2 separate regions of the Homo sapiens genome follow, and region 2 is linked to region 1. A link is an interaction called in ENCODE POLR2A ChIA-PET data of the cell type or tissue named here. Cell type or tissue: OCI-LY7. All regions are shown on one strand. Links, peaks and the distances in the headings refer to the core of each region. The heading gives the core; the rest is flanking DNA. Region 1 has its middle 44 kb from the start of PLCL2. Region 2 overlaps TBC1D5 (TBC1 domain family member 5).

Region 1 (11,578 bases), core at 3,942-8,941:
GGTTAGTTATATGTGTTAACTTAGGCCCACTCCCCAGTTATTCAATCAAATACTAATCTAGGTGCCCCAACACAGGTATTTTATGGATGGTAGTTAAAGTCCAAAATCAGTTGACTGTAAGTAAGGAAATTTTCCTCAATAACCTGGGTGGCCTGATTCAATCAGTTGAAAAGCCTTAAGAGCAAAGCTGAGGTTTCTTTGAAGAAGAAAAAATTCTGCCTAAAACTGCAGCTCCAGCTCCTGCCCAAGAGTTCAGCCTGCCAGTCCTCCTGGACCTGCGGATTTTAGTCTTGCCTACCCAGCCCCCAGAATCACATAAAGCAGTTCTTTGCTATGAATGTCTTATTATATGTCTCCTATTGGTTCTGTTTCTCTGGGTAATCCCCACCAATACACCCTGCTTGACACCTATGAAGTTATCCATTTCGATCATACTCATTTTGTCAGTCTTTGGCTTGCAGAGAAAGATAAGAGAAATGTTAAAGTTGGAAAAGTAACTTGGTTGCCTTCAATGGTGATCTCACCTCAGTAAAATCTGAGGCAGGTCACCATTTTAGGTGACTTCAAAGTTTCTGGGATAGGGTGGAAAGTGGGACAGGAGCTCAGAATGGGAAAATCAGATGCCATGCCATTGCTGGTCCCGGTTTGATTGGCCACCAAGAGGCCACCAGGCCTCACACGGCTGTTCCAGGGAAGTCCACTCCCATCAACAAAGCAAAAGTATGTGACACAAAGTGTGGATTACTCCCTAAAAGGCCCCATCTTAGTTGCTTTTAAGTAACAAAGGTGTTTCTATTTAATACTTTAGTTGGTGCCTGGCTCATACATTGTTAACATCTTTGAGGAAAACAACTGAGGAATGGCATTGTCAAAATCTGTCATAGGCTCTAAAAACTCAGATTTCTATTTCGTGGTGTATAAAATTCGAGGAGCAGACTTCCCAAGTTTCTTTCCAATGCCAACATACTTATGTTTCTCTTTGATAAACCTGTCAGTTTTTATTACCAATTAGAATAGCCTACAAAGTAAAAAATGTTTGGCAATGGATTTGGGTGGGCAGTCCTCAGAGAACCTGAATTGTGGAAAATCAGCCTTATCAGGAGGTCTATCCCAGAGTGGGAGAGCCAGCTGCAGTCCCCTAGAAAGTTACAAGCCTACCTTCTGAGAGACACTTGCACAAGTACGGGAATTCTTCTGAAACGGAGAACTCTGCCAATTGCTGTTTATCACAGTTTCTCGGTTTGCTTTTCAAGTACCAGACTGTGAGAGAATTACCTTCATTGCTAAGACAATATTTGTTTCCTTAGCTTCTCAGTGAGTGAACAGTGACCCAAAACCTGGGGCCAATATGTGTAAGACTTTGGAGAAAAGAAAGATTTTGTGAGGGAAAGGGAAAAGGGGTCGTCTGAATTTGGATTGAGATTAGTTTGATTGGGTAATGGAAAACAACCAAAAAACAAACTAATTCTTTGTCAAATCCCACCACAGAGGCACATTTCAAAAAAAAAGACATCAATGCCCCTGAAATCAGGGAAAAGGCCACCACAGGAATTTCAAATTTCCATCACCACAAACATCCTCCAGCAGTCAGCACCAAAGCCAGATCACGTGACCTCCAATCCATCTGTAGACTGAAACGATAACTTGTTTCAGTTATTTCAAAAATTTCACAGACTTTATACGACTTGTTCCCAAATCTATATAGATGGTGTGATAAGGAACCAAATATAAATTATATTTAAAAGCCCTACTGATCCCTAGTAGCTTTCAGTCTTTTCATCACTCAAGTCACTGAAAGTCTAACTACTTGTACACCAAGAACCATTTTTGACTTTGAAAGAAGGTCCTCTGAGCACAAAGTGAAACTGCCTTTGCAAAAATTGTAACTGAGGAAATTATGACAGTGAAAGACATCAGACCTAACCAACTCCATCTTGCTTCTAACCTTTAAGCTGTCCTTGTTCATTCCTGGGCACAGGGCAAACTAAGCTTAGAAAGAAATTTAGTTGTTTATAGTTTAACTCTGAAACAAACTAAATAATAGCCCTTTGACTGGAACCAGTCTGCCTTTGTAGGACTAAGAGATTAGCTACAAGATTAAAAATTATGGTTTAGGGACAATGCAACCTCTGACTGCAAGAGTCTGAACCTCCCCAAATTGCTCCTGGGAATACCATCACTATTGTAAAAGTCAAGATTAGTGCCCGAGATATTTTGCAGACTCTGCACTTCATGCACCAGCTGATACCACCCAGACGCGTAATCTGGCTCAACCAGTTCTTTGATCTCACCCAGGAACAGAAGACAGCAAAAAATATTCACTTCAACCCCCTATGATTCCATCTCTAACCTGACCAGTCAGCACTCCCCACTTCCTGAGCTCCTGGCCGCCAAATTGTCCTTAAAAACTCCGATCCCCAAATGCTCCGAGAGACTGATTTGAGTAATAATAAAACTCCGGTCTCCTGCACAGTGGGCCATGCATGAATTACTCTTTCCCCATTGCAGTTTCCCTGTCTTGATAAATCGGCTTTCTCTAGGCAAGGTGAACCGTTCGGCAGTTAAGAAAAAGTTGGATCCATTGTATTATAGATGAGGAAGAAGAAGCTATGCACTACCAGGCTTGCCCTGCTGGCCCGTCCTTGGCTTCGTGGAGTCCCGCCAAGCCCACAGTTGCTGGTTCTGTCCACACACTCTCCCACCGCAGTTGTCAGACATGAAAGACATCCCCAGCTGTCTAGAGTGAGAGGGGACACAGAGAGGAGGCTGCAAGGCCTGCCTGTGTTTGTGCCTTAACCTTTAAAAGCAGGGCCCTGCAAAAGGACAAGGGCAGTTTAATTTAAATCTCTCTGGAGCTTAAACTCAGCTCTTTTCTTTTGTTTTTTTGATTCCACCTTGTTGCTCTTTCCTTTCTTGCTGGATTGTGTTTGCATTTTCTCCTGAATGTGTGGTTTCCATCTCGTCCAGCAGATCTAAGGTAATTTCAGTTTTGTTTCTAAAAATGTCATTGTCTGCTTCTTTCCCACCGTCTGTCTTTTGTCTTTGGACAATGTGAATATTTAGCTGCATAACACATAGAGATTCTCTTCCCAGTGCTTTATTTTAGGACTACCCAGATCTGATGTAGTCAATAAAACACTCATCTGTCAGTTTTTTAGCTCTAATATGATGTCTAATGAATACGTTAAGTGACATCACATGAAGCAGAACTGTGGGCTACTGCATTTTTTTTTTTTTTTGCCTGCATATTTTTTGGTACAGGAAAAGTAAGACACTAGATTTTGGATATGCTTTCCTATTTTCTTAAACAAACTCTAACAGTTGTTATCTGTCAAACCCAGGGGACTTCAAATGCTGATACTTGGTGTCTTCAATATGACTACATACATAATCTGGAAATAGTCTAGCCTTCATTTCGTAAAAGCACACATTGTTTTTTTGCTGCAGGCATCTCAATGTTGGAATAATGTCTTATTCTTAGACTTTATGTTTTTCCATTCTTAAGTAATCCTGAAACTAGCTCAATACATTGAGCTGGCTATGTTGTTTTTCAGATGGATTTCCTGAATTGCTAGCATCAAGTACTTTGCTCTCTTTTCATGACACCCCACTTCTATTTATAGCCAACAGATGATCAGAAGCCAGGGTCAAGGACAGTTGCTGTTTGGTCAAGCCCAGCTGTTGAACGCTGATTGGTAACTGGCAAGGTGTGGCAATTGCCATCTGGCCATGCCAGGGTCCTGATAGCACTGCCAGCATTTGTTTAATTCAGGCAAAGCAGCTAACTTCAGCTTGCTCTGCTGAAGCAAACCTGTTTTGGACATCTCAACTGGTAAAATTGGTTCCTGAGTTTAAATCCAACTTGAAAATTTAAAGCAGCACCATCTGAGTCATTGGGGTCTATCAAGACACACTTTATATCCCCCTTGGTTCAGATTCAGAGACAGAAGCATGTAGTCTCAATTCCTTTCTGACGAACAGCATTGAGTACTTCTGCAGAACATAAACTAGAAAACCAATTTCTGTAGCTCAGAAAGATGAGTATTTTTATGGCTCTCCATACTGGAAGGGAGAGATGCATTAAATCAATCATATGAATTAACATGGCATCGTGGAGCAGTATCCTCCAGAAATTAGATCAGCCCCTAAAAGAAATCAAGTCACTGTTAAATGGTGGAGTATACATTCTGTTAGTGAGTGACTTGACACTTGTGAGGGTTGAGGGACTGGTGGGAAAAATGCCTGCTCTCTTGGTTAAAACTTTACTGGGACTGGTATTCAGAACTCTTGGCAAGATTTATGCAGATCCTGCTTTGTACTTGCAAATTACTTTCACAATAATTTCAATCGTTATTAATCAGCAGGCATTGTGTGAATGACAGATGCTATATAATCTCTACAAAACAGTCCTCAGGATCTGGTATTCCACAGTCATTTTCCCCGTGCAAGGACCAACAAAGCCCAGCATCTTCGCCATCTTTCTGGGAGAGGTTGGAATGTTTTCCCTTTTTTACGAGAGGAAATTGAGTCACAGTAAGAATAAATGCCTCTCTGGGAGCCAGGATGACACTCGACCTCAGTTTCTCTCTTAGAATTAAAGGACCCCGGCAAGCGTTCACAAGGAAATGCATTTCCTTCCTGGAGACAGCAATTTTACTTTGAGGATAAAAATTAGTAAGATGCCTTCCTCATAAAAATCTTATTGAGGCTCTCAGAATATAAACTTTGGATATTCTCATGTTCAGAGACCCTGTTTTTAAGGGACCCTGTGTGGTTTGGTGGGCCAAGAGCATCCACTTTGGGGCCCACGCGGCCCAGTGTTGAATCCTAGCTCTGCTACTCAGTTTGTGACCAGATGCTAGCTGGGAGAGGTGGGTGTCCCTCTGAGTCCTGAGTTTCTGTTTGCATGGCCTGGGCTCAGATGCTCACTTAGGGCGGAGCACAGGTCAGATGGGCTGTGGGTTACAGCTGCAGCCTGGGCTCTGGTTATTCCCACCCCTTTCTTTCTCACCCATCCTGGATAGAATCTGTGGTTAAGAACCACTGTATGGATACATAGAGTGAATCTTTGTCAAATATAATATTTAGTAGTTGTATGATTAAATTTAAAGGCATCTCTGGCAAAATCCCAAATAGTCTTACTGATAGCCTTTCTAGTTGTGTGTAGGAAGTGAGTGTGTTTCTGACAGGTTTTGAGATGAGAAATACCACACACAAAAGAAAATCCAAACCATTAGGGTATTTGACTGATAAAATATCTTTTACTGTACGGATCATGAAGAGATAATTCAATACAGATGGTTAATGAAGATATTTTTACTTCATTGGTAATTTCAAGAAATACAAATTCAAAGAACAACAAAATCAAATTTTCACCTGCTACGTTTGTAGATTTAAAAAGAAGATTGACTACTGGTGAGGATGCAGAAAGATGGGCAATCCCGTTTGTGGTTGGCCAGAAATTTGATACAATTTTTATTATACATAGATAAATAACTTCCTAGTACCAAATTTTCTGCCAGTTATTAATACTGAGTGTTATTAACACTGGGAAGTTATTTGTCAATATATAACAAAAAGCCTTTAAAATGTTTATATCTTTCAACCGAGTCATCTATTTTAAAGAAATAATAATTTTGTAAAGGAAACAAAAAGTTATACTCAAAGATATCCTTGCAGTGCTACAATTTTTAATGGGGAGAATTGGAAACAAGCTCAGAACAATAAAAGGGTGGGTGGTTAAATATGCTACTTAGAATGAAATATGCTGGCATTAAAATGAGATTTTAGTAATAATCTATGGTCATAGCTACCATTTATGAAGAGTTTACTATATGCCAGGCCCCAAGCTAAGCACTTTGAAAATATATTATTTTATTTAAATCTTATTACAACAGATTAGTAACCTCCCAACTTCCAACAATTTTATCACCTCATTTAAACTCATTTGACAAATTAGAAAATGGGGGAAAAAAGTGTTAACATGAGCAAATTCTCTTGATATTCCTTTAAGCAAAAAAAAAAAAAAAAAGGAAGTATACAAAGTTGTATGCACAGTAGTCCCCTCTTATCTGCTTATCTGCATGGGATGCCTTCCAAGACCCCCCACCAGATGCCTGAAACCTCAAATAGTACTGAATCCTATATATTCTCTGTTTTTTCAAACTGATAACCAAAACAACTACTATGTGGTATACATCGTGGGTATTCTGGACAAAAGGATATTTCACATTTCAGGAGGACCTAGTGGGACAGCGTGGGAGTTCATCAAGCACCTTAGAATATTGCACGATTTTAAACTTATGAATTGTTTATTTCTGGAATTTTTCATTTACTATTTTCAGACTGCAGTTGACTGCAAATAACTAAAACGTTGGAAAGTGAAAGTGCAGGTGAGAAGGGACTGCCGTAGTTTCAGCTCAACTATAGAAGTACAATAAACCCACTCATAATCTTGTAAGTAGGAATAAAACTCCAAACTGCATAAAGTGCAGGTTTGTATTATTACCAAGTTCCTGAAGTATCAGTGGGGGCTGGAAGGTGGAGGACAGCTCCATCGCTAGTCATTCACATGCATTATTCTGGATACATGAAGTTTAGTGAGAAATTTACCGAGATGTTGAGTGATTTTTCTCTGTATTGTAGCATTATGGGTAATTTATGCTTTTCTGGCTTTTCCACATTTTCTACAATTAGCATGTAGACGTATTGCATTAAAAATGCTTTGAAAAGTTTAGAAAACTTAAAGCAATTTGTTTTACTAATTTTTTAAAATAAGAGGGCAATGACATCTCTATTCTTTACAGTCCTTTTAGATCTGACAGCTCAGTAATTTAGACAGGAGAGAGAAAAGACAAAGCCCAGTGGTCAGAGGGAAATGGGAGGTGTGTCCCCTCCCAGCTACAGTGAGGGGGCCACGTGACGCCTGTGGCAGCATCTGTGGTCACATATGTTACAAGTGAAAAAAATATCACAATGAGGTTGGTAAAGCCTTGGGCATTACCCAACCTCATGTAGCTACCAAAATGTTTATTAAAAAACTATTTACAAAAGAAAGAAAGACACTATTAAGGGGTAAAACCAGTTTTCTGTATTATCTAAGAATAGAGATGCTCCCCCAAGTTAGCATGAGAGGCTAATTAGGGAACAGCGCTCTTTGACAAGAAACAAGAAGCAGGCTGGTCTCCTTCTGCTGTTTGCAGGATCTTTGAAAACTGAACTGAAGTTAACTTTGAGGCCGGCCCAGCATTTGTTAAATCTGAGCTTCTGAAGCTGCCGCAGCTGCAAGGTGTGCTCCCAGCTCCTGCAGCAACCCAAGTAACCGGGGGAAGTGCCGGAGGTGGTGAGCAGAAGTAGGGAGAGGGGCGATCCCCCTGCAGGATGGGATGCCAGGCCCAGGGTTGGGCCTTACAGGAAGTGCCCAGCTTTTGTTGAGGTGGCTGTGCCAAGCAGCAGAGGGCCCGCCCTTGTTTGTTGGGGTTTTCCTACTGGGTTCCGTGATGAGGTGGCTTAAAAGCAGAAGACTCAGAGAACCCTAAACGCTGGCTCAGGCCTGAAGGCTGAAGTTAGGTGCATTTAGAGAAATCGTTCATGTATGCAGGGGGCAGCTGGAGCAGCTGAGAGAGAGAAATGTCAAGTATTAGGTTCCAGATGGGCTCCTAGCAACATAATGCTAATTTTCCAGAGTGCTTTCACCTTTCTTCAGAGCCACTCATTCGTTCCTTCAACTGATGTTTACTCAGTATTGTTATAGGCACTGGAGAAGCCAAGATAAATAAGACACCTTTGCTGCCCATCCAGGTAGGAGACAGAGAACCAACAAACACATTTCAGTGTGGTGAGTGCTGTGGTGGGCCCAAGACCAGGGCACTGTGGGCACTCCCTGGAGAAGAACCTCACCGAAGCCAGGGGTTCAAGGAAGTGATAATATCTGAGCTATGTCTTACTTTGGTGCGTCTCCGATTGTAACGGATGCAAAAAGCACTTGGGGATCGTGTTAAAATGCAGGTTCTGATTCAGCAGGGTTGGGTGGAGCCTGAGATTTTGCGTTTTTAACAAGCTCCCAAGTAATGCCAATGCTGCTGGTCCAAGGTCCACATTTCAAGTAGCAAAGTCCTAAATGATGTCTAAGAAGGAGTCAGCCAGGTGGAGAAGTGGGAAAGGATATTCCTAAGAGAAGGCACATTCCACGCACTCCACTTAGGGAGCAGGAAGGGTTGCCCCTTGAGGGAAGTTGGGGTTTTGCTGGGTAGGCTTGAAATTGCCCTGGGTTGGCCTCTTTATTCTATTAGGGGTTTAATTCATTTAAAGTTTGAATCATTCATTCAAGTCTTTAAGGCTCAGCCCTAAACCTGATATTCTAAGAAATATATTCCTAACACTCACCTGACGTGTGTCCTTAATGGTGCCTAATGGTCTTTTTTCCTTAGTGATCTTTCCCTCTCATGTAGATGATAAGATCCTCGGAGCAAACCCAGTGGTGATGATCAGCCAATGTGATTGAGTTCTTAGGGTCCTAGGCTATAGCTGTACAAGGGAACCCATTGCTTGTTCACACCATAGCTAGCACAGTGCCTGATACACATGAGAAGCTAGTGCTCATTACATACTGAGTTTAAAATGAATGGATGAATTAGTATAAATACCTCAGGTGGGGTTCAGTAAGAAAATAGTAGAGTGATTAAGAGTACAAGCAGTGGAGTTACAATGCCTGGGTGCAAATCCTGGCTCTGCAAGTGCTAGCTTCATTAACCTGGGCACATCCTATAACCCCTTTGTGCCTCAATTCCTCATCTGTAAAATGGGATTGATAGTAATAGCTGCCTCAAAGGATTGTTGAATGCAATAAATAGCATAATACATATTGATTGCTTCTAAGAATTATAAACATTCAATAATTGTTATCTCTTATTTTTGTTAAGGGCTGAGTTTGACATTAGCCAACCTGTCCACATATTAACTGGGATACCTTGGTGAGGACGGGAATGTTTGTCTGAGGTAGGGATTATGGGTGAACTGATGAATCTTTGCTATGCCTGCCCTTCATTAACACACATTATGGCCGGTAATTGTATTATTTTTCGTAAAATACTTATTTGAAGCTAAAATAGGAAATCACATACATAAAGATAAAAATAGAGGTCTTGGCAGGGTTCTTCAAATGGGACCCTCAAGTATGAGCTGGTTTCATGAGATCACCTGTAGTTATTAGGGAGTGCTGTGTGGGAGAATTTTATTCTGTCTCCCTGTGTAATCACCTGAGCTGGGCTTTTGGAATTCTAGATGAGGTAATAAAAATAGGAATGTTTGTCAACAGGCAGCCAGTAGATATACACCTAGCTGAAACTGTATGTCGTATGGGTGAGAAGGCCATGGAAACTTGTGACTTCGCAGCTCAATACTTTTGTGAATTATTTACAGTTTAGAGTGGCTATTGAAAAGCTCTGGGGCTGATACTGTCTTATCTTCTTTTCTTTTTTTATTCATAAATACTTAGACCTGCACTGTCCAGTACAATTGTCACTAGCCACATGTGGCTATTTAAATTAATGAAAATTAAATAAAATTAAAAATTCAGTTGCGCTAGACACAATTCAAGTGCCCAATGGCCACATGTGGCCAGGTGTCACTAAACTGGACAGCACAGGTAGAAATATAGGACATTCCATTGGACATTACTGACAGAGTGCAAGTTGTAGACTTTAAGAGTTGCAGATTATAATTGAGTTACCCAGAGATGGCAAAATCCCAGAACTCATGCAATAAGGATGTTGCAGAATCAAATACAAAAATTAGGAAATGTAAAGGGCAAGTTTGTGTTACCTTTAGACAATAAAGTTTGACTCTACAGAGTTTTGTTCAATAGCTATTAAATAACCAGGCACTCACTCTATGTAAACTAAACAAAGGGCTCTGGGGAAGAAAGCAGAGTCTGTCAGAGGCAATCACTGGCCCTAAACTGCTTGCTGGTGAGTTGGATAGATACTAAGTGCATAGAACATAGTCCAAGGAGGTATGTGAGGAAAAGCTGATGAAATACTGAGACTGGAGTGAGTTCAATACAGGAGGCGATGCCTGACTTTGACATGATAGGAGGTACAAGTGGGACTGAGTCAAGGAGACAGTAATGGGTACAGCATGCTGGGGAAACAGAGAATAGGTAACTCCAGATGAATTAAAAATATTAATAGAACTTGAATGCCAATCTAGACATCATCCTACACATGGTGGGAGCCACAGAAGGATTGGGAGCACAGGAGTGCCATCAAGCAGGTAGTATTTCGCCAAGGTGAGTCTGGCAGGGCTAAAGAACTGGACTGGAAGAACCAGCCATCTTTGCTGGGATACCAGCCCAGAGGTTGTAGAAAAAATCCAGGCAAGAGGTGAGAAACACCTGACCAAGGTCAATGGAAGGGGAAATGAAAAGGGAAGCAATAAAAAGGAAAATTCAAAAGGTTTTGACTGATGGGAAAGATAACTGGCAGAAATGTAGCCAAAATGGCTTACTTATTTTGGATGTTTGGGGTTCAAGAAATACCTGTTGGTTTGGAACTTGACAGGTCGCTCCTCAATGCAATTTCACTGAGTCCTGTTATACCTTCTTAGACTGTTATCTAATGTTGTTGTGTGCATTTGGTGTCTACCTAACTCCAGGGTAAGCAATTTGGGGCCGGTGATTATGTTTGCCAGGCTTTGCTTTCTGCCCCAGAGCGTGTAGTTTAGTGCCATGCATGGAAAAAGTGCCCAGTTATTGAACAGCTGTTCTACAATTAACTATAGTCAAGCCCTATTGTCTAAACTTATCTTTTAAATATACTGAGGTAAAGGGAAGGAATTACTCATTTTAAAATAAAAATTCTGATTAAATGTTCCATTATTTTGGTAAATAGAGATGAATGTGTACGAAATGTCAGTTTTCTGAAAAATGGGGGTAAAAATACCTACCTCATAGAGTGCTGAGGATTACACGAGATGCATGCCAAACTAGCACGTGGTGAGCCATCAGTAAATGTTGGTTGATTCTAATCTAATGAACTGACTTCTGCACGGGATCGAAAGATCCACATATAATTTCATAGCTATTATCTCCCTACTTACTCATCTGTTGGATGCCATAAAATGAGGGACGTTCTGGGGTTCTTCCAGATCACTCCAGGCAGAATTGTTAAACATCTTGTTTGCTCAGTGTTGCAGAAGGCAGGGAGGGGGCTCCAGAGATAACTGCTCACTCAGGTGTCTGGCTCTCCCCTCACTTCTTCCTGCTTTTGTTACTCTTTTGGAGTGGGACAGCTGTCAGTAGAGCACCACAGGATAAGAAACATAACAGTAATAAAGAAAACTTTCCAGGAAGAAAGTTTGCAGTGTTTGTATGTGATGTGGCTGGTTTTCATAAGCATCAGAAAAACAGGGTCATTGCCCTCAAGTTCAATGTCAACTTCTGCCAGAACCTACCCCAGGTTGGGCCATGGCACTGTGAGAAGGGCCACAGCTTCTTCCCTGGGTGCCTTCCAACTAATTCTCCCTTACCTTATATATTGAGGTCAGACAAAGCTATTTCATAGACTATCTTCAGCTTGTC
Region 2 (5,000 bases), core at 1-5,000, 370 kb after region 1:
TCCTGGGTTCAAGTGATTCTCCTGCCTCAGCCTCCCGTATAGCTGGGACTACAGGCACCCGCCACCATGCCTGGCTAATTTCTGTATTTTTAGTAGCGATGGGGTTTCACCATGTTGGTCAGGCTGGTCTCGAACTCCTGACCTCAGGTGATCCACCTGCCTCAGCCTCCCAAAGTGCTGGAATTACAGGCATGAGTCACCACGCCCAGCCATTTCTCAGAACTTTCAAAGTATCGCTCCATTGTCTTGCTTTTGGTGTTGCTACTGAGAAGTCTGTAGCTATTTTAATTCCTCATTCGTTGTTAGAATCCTTCTTTTCCAACTCTACAAGTCAGTAAAATTCTTTTGTTTGCAGATTTCTGAACTTTTTCAGTAATACATCTGAGTGTAGGTTTGTTTTTTCTTGTGTGGGTCAGTCTATGGACTTTTTCCTACCTTAAAACTCAGTTATTTTATTAATGGAAAAATTTCTCGAATTGTATTTTTCATATTTGCTTTCTTTTATTTTCTCTGTTCACTCTGAAACTCCTATTTTAAAAAATTTCTGGGCCAGTTCTCTAATTTTCTTATGTTTTTTCTCTCTTCTATTTATTTGTTTTATATTCTATTTTCAGGGGAGATTTCCTCCACTTTCTCTTCCAACTCTTCCACTGAGTTTTACATTTTAGAAAAATGTATACATTCGAAAAGGTATCACATTAGAAAAAATATAACATTTAGAGAACAAAAAAATCTATTAAAATATGATTTTTGTTTTCTTGTTCTGCATAGCCTGTTTCCTTCCCAGTTGCTTTTTTCTGTTTTTGTCTTTCATTATCAAATCCTCTCTTCAAGTGTCTGGTGATCTTTGGCTGTCTTGTTCATATAAAATAGTATGAACTAAAAAGCTAAGAGGAAGTTCTGTGTTTGGATGGAGCTCATTAATGGTGGGATCCACTAAGAAGTAACTGGCTGTTTCCTTGGAGCACTCCTAGGGTGAGTATATTTATAGCTGTGTATACGTGTCTTTTGCCTAGAGAAAACCCTTCCAAATCTCCTGCCTGAAGGGCTATACATACTGGTGCTCTGGAAAGCAAGTGGCGGAGGCCTGGGGTCTCAAATCTAGCATTTAAGTATATTCATTACCCCTTTTCCAGTAGGGTGGTTCACATTGGAATGTGCCTGATCTCTCAGACCACAGACATTTTGTACGCTTTTCAGAGAATTAAATTTTCAGTCTTTTGCTGACATAGGGAAGGGAATCTAATTCCTCTTTCAGAAGCTTCTGACCAGTTGTCATGTCTTCAGTTCTACCTTCATCTTCACTTGCAGCTCCTGAGCTTCTGGAGAATTTTACAATGTAAGTCAAGCTGCTTCTTTGTTTTTTGCCTACCACTGACTTAAGGTTCAGCTTTCTTAGGCTGCTTAGTTGTCACTTGTCATCTGTTTTCCAAGTAACAATATTTTTATTGCTACTGTTTTTTCTTGTTTTCTTATTCTTTGAGGGTTTATCTAACTGCCCTTGTTGTCCTTGCAGTGGAATTTTAGGAGGGAACAGAGCTAAATGCTTGCACTAAAGGTGCCAGGTTTAAACTAAAGTTCCTCTCTGCTCTTTTATATACTACAGAATCACAGTTCCTACATGTTGAAGGGATCCCTAAGAGGGCAGGTAGTAAACTCTTCAGAGAGCAAAAATGTTTAATTTGCAGATAAGGTGGTTAAAACGCCAGAAGCTGAGTGTCTTGCCCCAAGACATACAAAGTCACACAGATAGAGAACATGATATTCTATGTACCTTAAATAATTATCTCTCAAAGGTTAATAGTTTGTTTGTTTTTCTAATTTAGGATAATTTCAGCTATAGCTAGATCCTTTTCTGTATTACCTTGGCATCCTCTTCCACTGGGCAGATGAGATCTTATTAAGATATTAGGTGTTAAACTACAGTCATGTGCCACATAATGATGTTTTGATCAATGACAGACCACATACATGATGGTGGTCCCATAAGACTATAATGGAGCTAAAAAATTCTATTGGCTAGTGACATCATAGCTGTCATAATGTCATAGTGCAATGGATTAAGTGTTTGCGGTAATGCCAGCCTACTGTGCGGCCAGTCATATGTAAGTATGGCACATACAATTATGTACAGTGAATAATAATAATCGACTGTGTTACTGGTTTATGTATTTACTACATTATACTTTTTATCATTATTTTATAATGTACTTCTAGTTATATATATATATAAAAAAAGAGTTAACTTTAAAACAATGTCAGGCAGGTCCTTCAGGAAGTATTCCAGAAGAAGGCATTGTTACCACAGGAGTGATAGCTCTATGAGTGTCACTGCCCCCAAAGACCCTCCAGGGGGACAAAACGTGGAGGTGGAAACAATGATACTGATGATCCTGACCCTGGTTAGGCCTAGCCTAATGTGCGTGTCCGTTTTTAACAAAAAAGCTTAAAAAGTAAAATAAAAAAATTTAAAAATAGAAAAAAGCTATAGAATAAAGATAATAAAAAGCATTTTTGTACATCTATCAAATGCGTTTGTTTTGAGCTAAGTGTTATTACAAAAGAATCAAAAATTAAAAAAATAAAAGTTTATAAAGTAAAAGTTATAATAAGGTAAGATTAATTTATTTTGAAGAAAGAACTATTGTTTAAATAAATTTAGTGTAGCCTAAGTGTACAGTGTTTATAAAGTCTACAGTAGTGCACAATAATCCTAGACCTTCACATTCACTCACTGCTCACTCACTCACTCGCCCAGAGCCACTTCCAGGCTCCATTCATAAGTGCCCTAGACAGGTGTACCATTTTTTTTCCTGTATACCTTACCTTATATTTTTCTGTACCTTTTATATGTTTAGATACAAAAATACTTAACATTGTGTTATAATTGCCTGCAGTATTCAGTACAGCACCATGCTATACAGGTTTGTAGCCTAGGAGTAACAGACTATACCATACAGCTTAGATGTGTAGTAGGCGGTACCATGTAGTTTGTATAAGTACACTCTATGATGTTTGCACTATGATGAAATTGCGTAACAACACATTCCTCTGAATGTATCATTGTTGTTAAGCTATGCATGGCTGTTATAAAATGTGGTTAAACGTGAAGTTGGCTTATAATAATTTCAGACACAACCAAGTTTTTAAAGCAGTGGATATGCCTTAGCTATATCCTTTTGAGAAATGTATATAAAGAATTTTACAGGCTGGAGGCAGTGGCTCATGTCTGTAATCCCAGCATTTTGGAAGGCCAAGGCGGGCAGATCACTTGAGCCCAAGAGTTCCAGAGCAGCCTGGCCAATATGGCAAAACCCCATCTCTAATAAAAATTCACAAATTAGCCAGGCATGGTGGCACACACCTGTAATCCCAGCTTCTCAGGAGGCTGAGGCATGAGAATCGCTTAAACCCAGGAGGTGGAGGCTGCAGTGAGCCAAGATTAAGACTCTGTCTCAAAAAAAAAAAAAAAAAAAAAAAAAAGAATTTTACAGCGTATCAAAATAGAATTTAAATGTAGTTTGTATAGCTTTTTAAATGGTAAATCAATTATTTTTAATTTTCAAGAAATATTTAAAATGGAAAAAACACCTTGGTTTGTTTCAAGTTCCATCATTTATCTGTTAAATTTTATAAGAAAACACAGGCTTTGACAAAAAGGCATTTGTAGAGAAAAAAAGGACTGGGATTTGGGAAAGATTCAACTTATTTTAAAATGATGCTACTTTTTTTTTTTTCCAGTGTAATATAGGCTACAGCCTTAAAATATTACTAAAGTAAAATAATAAAATACTTTTGATAAAATAATTCCTTTTAGTCCATAAAAGTTTTAAGAGCTTTATAAAACTGGGCACTAACAGAGCTTTCATAAATGCAGCACTCTAGAGAAGAAAATGAAGAACGAAGAGAAAACTGTCCTTAAATACTTACAGATTCTTTTCTGCCCATAGTTTTGCTGTGTGAGCGAGAACGTGAGATGTTGCTAAAAAAGGAATCTTTTTTAGTAGCAGATGAAGGTGGAGAGCCAGTGAATTCTCTTCCTCCAGGCAAACTCTCAACGCTTGGAGATGAACTGATGTTTTTAGAACTTAGCCCTGTAAGAAAAATTAAGTAGCAATAATGAAACACCAGACTCTTTCACTAAGCTATTCGATCTACTGTTTTTAATAAATGATGATCAATTATGATGCCACTAGGTTGATACTATCAACATAATGACACTATGGAGTATTAAAATGCATGCATTTTTATGTATCAGAATAGCCACTGGTTTTCAAAAAAACAGTGAAGGTATCTACCACTATAGTTTTCTATGTTTTTTATACTATGATTATCCAAGCATTGCACACATATAAAAAGAACTAAAAAAAAAAAAAAATCAAAGTTTCAGTAAACAATGGTTAAATGACTGGGTGTTTCTTCACTAATGGAATAATCCCTTAATTACAGAAACCAGAATCTATTATACTGCACTTTACATTAGCAAGATTAAAAAATCCAAATCTTTGGCCAAAGTTTTTCAAAAAAGCATCTCTCCTCTTCCCTCTGGTAAGGGAAAGTGTCACTGAAAATTCAGGAACATTAACATTTTAGCAAAAACCTGAAGAAGGTGAAGTACCCGCTTTGCAGCAAATATGCAAGAACAGCAAGTGCTAAGGCCCTAATGCAGGATCTTCGGTGTTCAAGGAGATCACAAAGTGACCGGTATGGTTAGAGCTAAGAGCAAGGAGGAGAAGGGTGAGAGATGAGGTTTGAGAGCAAGCAGGGGGATCAGAACAGGTAGGGATTTGTAGATGATTTTGATTAGTTTTACTCTGAGAAGGGAAGCTATGGGATGTCACTAGAGGGTTTGAGGAGAGGAGTGACATGATTTGACTTACATTTTAAAAGGATTGCTCTGGCTGTTGTATTGAGAACAGAATCAGAGATGGTCAAGTGGGGGTGAGTCAGGGGGAACAAAGGCAAAAGCAGAGGAACCAATTTTTGCTAACGCAAAAATG

The links. Peaks named below come from ENCODE experiments on the same cell type or tissue, not always from the same donor. Only the 100,000 strongest peaks of a DNase experiment are listed, where the experiment ranks them.
Region 2: POLR2A ChIA-PET joins it to region 1 with 16 read pairs; 3 of 35 experiments call an interaction of 5 or more read pairs at or near these places.

Annotation. Positions count from the first base shown.
Region 1 is chr3:16,835,116-16,846,693 of GRCh38, forward strand. No RefSeq gene overlaps it. Among named protein-coding and RNA genes, the nearest start is that of PLCL2, 44 kb to the right of the region's middle. RefSeq lists an enhancer at 7,201-7,450. In OCI-LY7, for the core only: no CTCF peak of the experiment used is centred there; DNase peaks (open chromatin) are centred at 6,906, 7,236, 7,396 and 7,996; H3K4me3 peaks cover 2,509 bases; H3K27ac peaks cover 2,461 bases.
Region 2 is chr3:17,210,277-17,215,276 of GRCh38, forward strand. It overlaps TBC1D5 (TBC1 domain family member 5), which reads right to left. Exons shown (of 23, transcript NM_001349074.2): 19 at 3,931-4,094. Among named protein-coding and RNA genes, the nearest start is that of PLCL2-AS1, 160 kb to the left of the region's middle. In OCI-LY7, for the core only: no CTCF peak of the experiment used is centred there; no DNase peak of the experiment used is centred there.